2 separate regions of the Homo sapiens genome follow, and region 1 is linked to region 2. A link is an interaction called in ENCODE POLR2A ChIA-PET data of the cell type or tissue named here. Cell type or tissue: B cell. All regions are shown on one strand. Region 1 overlaps RIPOR3 (RIPOR family member 3). Region 2 overlaps BCAS4 (breast carcinoma amplified sequence 4).

Region 1 (4,000 bases), 180 kb before region 2:
GGAGACCTTTTACATGCAAGCTGTTGTTAGAATCATCACATCCTATCTGTATCTTTCCCCTGGCTCACAGCTTAGAAAACATTAGGTGCAGGCCAGGCACTGTGGCTCACACCTATAATCCCAGCACTTCGGGAGGCCAAGGTGGGTGGATCAACTGAGGTCAGGAGTTCAAGACCAGCCTGACCAACCTGGTGAAACCCCGTCTCTACTAAACAAAAAATTAGCCAGGCGTGGTGGTGGACACCTGTAATCCCAGCTACTCGGGAGGCTGAGGCAGGAGAATCACTTGAACCGGGAGGCAGAGGTTGCAGTGAGCCGAGATCATGCCACTTCACTCCAGCCTGGGCAGCAAGAGCAAAACTCTGCCTTAAAAAAAAAAAAAAAAAAAGAAAAAAAAGAAAATATTAGGAGTTTGGTAAATATTAAGCTCAGCTGAACGGGGGAAAATACAGTATCCCAAGGGGATTAGAGAACAGAGAACCTGGCCCCTGCAGGCAGAGCGGGATAGCGAGTGCACCCCTGGGTGTTCCCAGCTGGAGACAGAGGGAGCAAAGGTGGAGAATGGGACCTGGTATGCTCTGGGAGTGGATGCAAGGAGCAAGGTTTGACCCAGGCAGAAGTGGGAGTCTGCAGAGGGGCCTGGACCTGGGGCCTCTCTAGTTTTGGGGACCCAGGATGTGTGAGAGGAGGAGAAGGGCAGCTCCCAGAGAAAGTCCAGCTTCCAACACCTTTACAATGACAAGTAATGTCTCTGTAGAGCAGAGAAACTAAGCTCAGGCCAGGGCTAGTGGGCTGCTGAACAGCTGACACCACAAGCCCAAGGGCCTCAGGAGCCTGGTGAGAACACGTGAGCCTAAGTAACTGGGGGCACCTGCTGCCGCCAGGAGCTCGCTAAGGGCTTTATAGAAATATCTCGACTTTCACAACCACCCTAGGAGACAGGTATTATTCTTATTATTATTTTGAGATGAAATTTCGCTCTGTCGACAGGCTGGAGTGCAGTGGCACGATCTCTGCTCACTGCAACCTCCGCCTCCCAGGTTCAAGCGATTCTCCTGCCTCAGCCTACCCAGTAGCTGGGATTACAGGCATCTGCTACCACGTCCAGTAATTTTTGTTTTTTTTAGTAGAGACAGGGCTTCACCTTGTTGGCCAGGCTGGTCTTGAACTCCTGACCTCAGGTGATCTGCCCGCCTTGGCCTCCCAAAGTACTGGGATTGCAGGCATGAGCCACTGCACCCAGCCATTTGTATATATTTAATGTTAAGTGATGCTTTCCAAAGCCCACAGGGGCTGTGCTCCCTCTTCCCCTTGCCCTCCCTGAGGCCCCATCACCCACCTCTTGAACCGGGCCCTCCGCAAGTTTGCCATCTTGAGGCTGGCAGAGACGGTCAGGGCTGCAGACTCGGGAAAAGGCAGGTTTCTGAGAGGTTAGGGACCCCGGCAGGTGGGCAGCAGGCAGTGGGGCAGGAGCTCGCTCACTCCCAGCTCCTGCCTCCAGCCCCCAACAGGTGTGCACCGTTGGCCCAGCCCCGCTTCCATCCACCTGGGGACCTTATACCCTCGCTGCTGCAGCCACACCTGGATGCACCTGCTCCCGGGAAAGCTCTGAGCCTAGTGCTCCTTGTGTGAGGTTTAACAGGACAGGCTCAGTGGCCACTCTGAGAGCCCGCCCACCCGGGGAAGGTGATGCACATGCAGCCTCCAGATGGCCAAATCAGGCAGCATGTCTGGCCCAGGTGTCACAGAAGCCGGGGCAGGAAGAGCCTCTGGGGCCGGATGTTTCACCAGGTCTGGGAGGACTCAGTAAATATTAAACAGCCCCTGGCATGCCAGACAAGCTTCCAGACGGGCACGTGCAACCTGCCGGCCCCAGCCCTCACGTGAGGTTGCTACAGCAGTCCTTCTGCCTGGTGTGGTTGGCAGAGGCCTTGGTACTCGGCTGTTGCAAGTGCAGGCTCTGGAGGCAGACAGGGCCGGGCTCAAGTCCTGCACCTGCCCCCAGCCTCCAGGCGGGACAATTATAGGACTGACTGCACAGGCTTCAGGTGAAGACTCCATGCAACAAGGACGTGAGCCAACCATTTACCCAGGTGCCTGGCGGTGCTGGCCACTGGGTGATGATGACAGGCATGCACTCGGCACTTGCCAAGCTCAAATTCTGCTCTCAGTGCTTTTGTTTTTTTTTTTTTTAATTGAGACAAGGTCTTGCTCTGTCTCCCAGGCTGGAATGCAGTAGCGTGATCTCAGCTCACTGTAGCCTCCGCCTCCTGGGCTCAAGTGATCCTCCCACCTCAGCCTCCTGAGTAGCTGGGACCACAGGAGTGCACAATTACACTCGGCTAATTTTTTGTAGTTTTGGTGGAGACAGGGTTTCACCATGTTGCCCAGGCTGGTCTTGAATTCCTGAGCTCAAGTGATCCGCCTGCCTTGGCCTCCCAAAGTGCTGGGATTGCAGGCGTGAGCCACCACGCCCGCCTGGCCTGCTCTTGGTGCTTTACATGTATGGACTCATTTCTCCTGACACAGTCTTTGAGGTCAGGCCCCCTGGTACCGTCCAGGAAACTGAACTTGCATCACTCGCCTCTGGCTCCAGAGTCTGTGTGCTTGACAGCTTCACAGGCAGGGCTGGATATGAGCCGCCTCTTTCTCCAGCCTCCTCTCCTTGAAACTTAATGGCTGCTATTTCGTTTTCACACCCACACTTCTTAGCCATCCCAACAGAGGAATTCCCAAGCTGAGGAGGATGTCCCAGTGGCTCCTGGCTCGGGGAGTACCTGCCTGACTGCCTGGGGGAGGGAGACCTGGCTGAGGAGGGGCAGGAAAGGGGGAAGGGCAACCATGCCTGTCAACTGGGGCAGAGTAGGACAGTATCGGGGCCTGGCCCTCTCCTCCTTCATCCTCACTGTTTATCCTCTCATCTCTCTATCCTCCCACCCCCCAGGTCCAGCTCTTGGGAAATGGCCTTATTATGTCAATCATTCACACCTTAGTATAAAATTTCCCCACCAGGTTACTTCCCCAAGTGAGCCATCTGACTGTGGAGTAAAAATCCCTGTCTATAGTGAAAGGGGTTTCAAGGTGCCAGAGTAGGGGTCAAGGTGGTGATGGGAAGAGAAGGGGCATCAGCCCACCCTCTCCATGCAGAGCCCTGCCCTCCTGCCAGGTTGTTTGCCTTGACAGTGCGGCTGCGCTTCGGCCTGCTCGGGTTACCAGGGAACAAGGCCAGAAGGTGGGGCCTGAAACCCAATCAGGCTCCAGCCCTGGCTCCAAGGGTTCAGACCCCAGGGAGCTCGACGGAGACAGGAAGTTAAAAATAGATGCACCGCTTCCCCGTCGGTGTGGGCAGCTTCTTCCTTGCCCTCACACAAGGGGGCGGCAGAGGCCAAGGCCAGGTGGGGGCTGCCCAGGGACCTCCGAACCAGCCCAGGCCCAGCATCCTCTGGCATCCTTGACAATCAGATGGGGGACAGGAGGGGTCTGAGATATTAGAGCCATCAGGGCTGTCTTTCCTAGACTAGGACTTGGACACTGTGGGACCCTTGCTGACGGCCAGCGAGCCCTGGTGTCAAGGGGATGGATCACCTCTGTCCTCCTTCCTCCCAAAGAGCTGATCCCAGGAATCCAGGAAGGGGCCAACGAGAGGCAGAGGCCTACCGTGGGGGCACTCTCTGGGCAGAGCTCCCCTCTAGGGCCTGAGGGGACATGTCCCATGGATGCAGGACATTCAGAGGCCCCCACAGGCCTGGCAGGAGGAGAGCTGCAGGCAGGGCCAGTTGTGAAATTTGTGGGGTCTAGTGCGAAATAAAAATGCAAGGCTCTTTATTCAAAATTTATCAAGAATTTTGGGCCAGGCGCGGTGGCTCACGTCTGTAATCCCAGCAGTTTGGGAGGCCGAGGTGGGTGGATCACCTGAAGTCAGGAGTTCCAGACCAGCCTGGCCAACATGGTGAAACCCTGTCTCTACTAAAAATTAGCTGGGCATGGTGGCACATGCCTG
Region 2 (4,000 bases):
ACGAGTTCCCGAGTTTCTTCTCTGGGCAGTGGGTCGTTGTTTAACCTGCCAACTCCTTCCTGGTTTGCAGTTCAAACCTAACGCTACTCAGAGAATCACCTCATTTGCTCCCTGGCTTCCGGGATCTTTCAACCTTCATTTCATCGCTTTCATCTTGTGCATAGAGATGAGGATGATTTTCTGCCTGGGCTGAATGGACCTTGCTATGCTAAGATTCTTCAGTATTTGTGTGTGTGTGTGTGTATTTGTTTAAGCAGCATTATTGAGATGTGATTTGCATACATATAATTCACCTGTTTAAAGTGTATAATTTAATGGCTTTTCGCATGTTCACAGAGTTGTACAACCATCAACCACAACCAATTTTAGAACATTTTTATGACCCCAAAAGGAAACACTGCACCCGTTATCTGTCATTCCCCAACCCCCACCACGAATCTCCTTCCCATCTTTATAGATTTGCCTGTTCTGGTATTTCATGTGTGTTTGTGTTTTAAAAACACAGATTGGCCAGAGACTTGAAGGCCACATTCAGCCCACAGACAGTTTTATTTGGCTGTCATAGTGTTTTTTAACTTATCAGGCTAGTTTTGAACATTTTCAAATCGAGAGAATTTGCATAAACATCTGGATTGCCATTTGTCTTGAACAAAGCAGGGTTGGCATATCCCTACCTGGCACAAGCTGGGGCCCAGTAGCAGCCAGCCCATTTAAATAGGGCCTGGGGTCTCCTGTTTGCTACAGTCTCCACCCCTCCCTGTTGTCTCCCTGACCTGGAGGCTGAACATCAGCTGCTCTTTATGACCCCACCTGCACTGCTGTTTTTCTTAGAAGTAAAATCTCTCTGTCAAAAGTCGGAAACTGGCCAAAGCGGTGGTTCATGCCTGTAATCCCAGCACTTTGGGAGGCCGAGGTGGGTGGATCACCTGAGGTCAGTAGTTCAAGACCAGCCTGGACAACATGGCAAAACCTCGTCTCTTCTAAAAATACAAAACTTAGCCAGGCGTGGTGGTGTGCTCTTGTAGTCCCAGCTACTTAGGAGGCTCTGAGGTAGGAAAATTGCTTGAACCTGGGAGGCAGTGATTGCAGTGAGTTGAGATTGCGCCATTGCACTCCAGCCTGGGCGACAGAGCGAGACTCCATCTCAAAAAAAAAAAAAAAGTGGGAAACTGAACATAAACAGTTTGCAGAAAGCAGTATTCAGCACAGCCCACTTCTCTTGTATTTATTACCTGCATGGCTTCGGTGTCATTTGAGTTTGGAGAGCCTAGTAGGGTCCTTTTAAATGGAGGTGGCATCTCACTGGGAGTGACCCAGAGAAGCGACTTACTAGACTTCCTTAGCTTCTGTCATGAGACAGAGTCTGTGGATTGTTTTTCTCACAATTTTCAAATGGGGAGTCAGAAGCACAGAGATGGTGAGAGGTGCAGTTGAGACCACACAGCATAAAATGCAAGGCTGGGACTAAGGCGCCGCCCAGGCTGCTGTTCTCAGGCCACAGCTCTTCCAGGCAGTACACGTCCTCCCCTTCCCTTCTCTCTCTTTCTCCCTTTCATCTTCCTTTCTTTTCTGCAGTGAATATTCATGAGCACTGTATTGATTACCAATCACTGGATAGCAAACTATCCCAAACCTTAGCAACTTCAAGCATCTGCCATTTCATAGGGTTCATGCATGAACTGCATTCAGCTGGAGGATTGGCCACCCTGGCAGTCCAGTATGGCCTTGCCCATGTGTCTAGCAGTTGGTGCTGGCTATTGGCTGGGACATCTCAGTTCTCCTCCATGTGGCCTCTCAACCTCTAGAGCCTCGCTCACTGGCCTCTACAGAAGAGTTGCCTGGACTTCTTTTTTTCTTAAATTTTATTATTATTATTTTTTAATTTTTGGGGGTATATAGTAGGTATATATATTCAGGGGGTACATGAGATGTTTTGATACAGGCATGCAAGGTGAAATGAGCACATCATGGAGAATGGGCTGTCCATCCCCTCAAGCATTTGTCCTTTGAGTTACAAACAGTCCATTTATACTTTTTTTTTTTTTTTTTTTTTTTTTTTGAGACCGAGTCTCACTCTGTTGCCCAGGCTGGAGTGCAGTGGCAAGATCTTGGGTCACTGCAACCTCCACCTCCTGGGTTCAAATAATTCTTGTGTCTCAGCCTCCCAAATAGCTGGGATTACAGGTGTGCACCACCACACACGGCTAATTTTTGTATTTTTAGTAGAGATGGGGTTTCACTATGTTGGCCAGACTGGTCTTGAACTCCTGGCCTCAGGTGATCTGCCTGCCTCGGCCTCCAAAAGTGCTGGGATTACAGGCGTGAGCCACCACACCCAGCCCAATTACACTCTTTAAGTTACGTTATTTTCTATTTTTTTTGAGACAGGACCTCACTCTGTCACCTAGGCTGGAGTGCAGTGGCAGAATCTTTGCTCACTGCACCCTCCGCTTCCTGGCTCAAGCGATCCTCCCACCCCAGCCTCCCAAGTAGCTGGGACTACAGGCATGTGCCACCATGCCCAGCTAATTTTTGTACTTTTTTGTAGAGATGGGGTTTCACCATGTTGCCCAGGCTGGTCTTGAACTCCTGACCTCAAGTGATCTGCCTGCCTCAGCCTTCCAAAGTGCTGGGATTACAGGCATGGGCCACTGCACCTGGACTTTACGTTATTTTATTTTTTAATTTTAATAGGTTTTTGGGGAACAGGTGGTGTTTGGTTACATGAATAAGTTCTTTAGTGAGTGGTGATTTCTGAGATTTTGCCGCAGCACTCATCACCTAAATAGAGTACATGGCACCCAATGTGCAGTCTTTTACCCCTCACCTACCTCCCACCCTTTCCCCTAAGTCCCCAAAGTCCATTGTATTATTTTTATGCCTTTGCGTCCTCATAGCTTAGCTCTCACTTACGAGTGAGAACATACGATGTTTGGTTTTCCATTTCTGAGTTACTTCGCTTAGAGTAATGGTCTCCATTTCCATCCAGGCTGCTGCAAATGCCATTATTTCATTTCTTTTTATGGCTGAGTTGTATTCCATGGTATCTATATGTATATATGCCACATATTCTTTTTTTTTTTTTTTTTTTCTTCAGACGGGAGTCTCGCTCTCTTACCCAGGCTGGAGTGCAGTGGCGTGATCTCGGCTCACTGCAGGCTCCGCCTCCTGGGTTCACGCGATTCTCCTGCCTCAGCCTCCCGAGTAGCTGGGATTACAGGCGCCCGCCACCATGCCCGGCTAATTTTTTTTTTGTATTTTTTAATAGAGATGGGGTTTCACCATGTTAGCCAGGATGGTCTCGATCTCCTGACCTCGTGATCCGCCCGCCTTGGCCTCCCAAAGTGCTGGGATTACAGGCGTGAGCCACCGCGCCCGGCTGTGCCACATATTCTTTATCCACTTGTTGATTGATAGGCATTTGGGCTGGTTCCATATTTTTGCAATTGCTAATTGTGCTGCAGTAAACATGCATGTGCAAGTATCTTCTTCATATAATGACTTCAAGATACCCAGGAGTGGGATTGCTGGATCAAATGGTAGATCTACTTTTAGTTCTTTAAGGAATCTCCACACTGTTTTCCGTAGTGATTGTACTAGTTTACATCCCCACTAACAGCCTAAAAGTGTTTACATTCCCACTAACAGTGTAAAAGTGTTCCTTTTCATCACATCCATGCCAACATCTGTTATTTTTTGATTTTTTGATTATAGCCATTCTTGCAGGAGTAAGGTGGTATCGCATTGTGGTTTGGATTTGCATTTCCTTGATCATTAGTGATGTTGATCAGTTTTTCATATGTTTGTTGGCCACTTGTATATCTTGTTTTGAGAACTGTCTATTCATGTCCTTTGCTCACTTTTTGATGGGATTTTTTTTTTCTTGCTTAGTATTCTGGATATTAATCCCTTGTCAGATGCATAGATTGTGAAGATTTTCTCCCACTCTGTGGGTTGTCTGTTTACTCTGCTGATTATTTCTTTTGCTGTGCAGAAGCTT

What was found. ChIA-PET counts read pairs that join two places held together with the same protein. Peaks named below come from ENCODE experiments on the same cell type or tissue, not always from the same donor. Only the 100,000 strongest peaks of a DNase experiment are listed, where the experiment ranks them.
Region 1: POLR2A ChIA-PET joins it to region 2 with 7 read pairs; 7 of 35 experiments call an interaction of 5 or more read pairs at or near these places.

Annotation. Positions count from the first base shown.
Region 1 is chr20:50,622,892-50,626,891 of GRCh38, forward strand. All of the region lies in intron 2 of RIPOR3 (RIPOR family member 3), which reads right to left. Among named protein-coding and RNA genes, the nearest start is that of MIR1302-5, 10 kb to the left of the region's middle. RefSeq lists an enhancer at 2,113-3,074. In B cell, no CTCF peak of the experiment used is centred here; no DNase peak of the experiment used is centred here; H3K27me3 peaks cover 643 bases.
Region 2 is chr20:50,804,831-50,808,830 of GRCh38, forward strand. All of the region lies in intron 1 of BCAS4 (breast carcinoma amplified sequence 4), which reads left to right. Among named protein-coding and RNA genes, the nearest start is that of BCAS4, 12 kb to the left of the region's middle. In B cell, no CTCF peak of the experiment used is centred here; a DNase peak (open chromatin) is centred at 101; H3K4me3 peaks cover 1,064 bases; H3K27ac peaks cover 2,155 bases.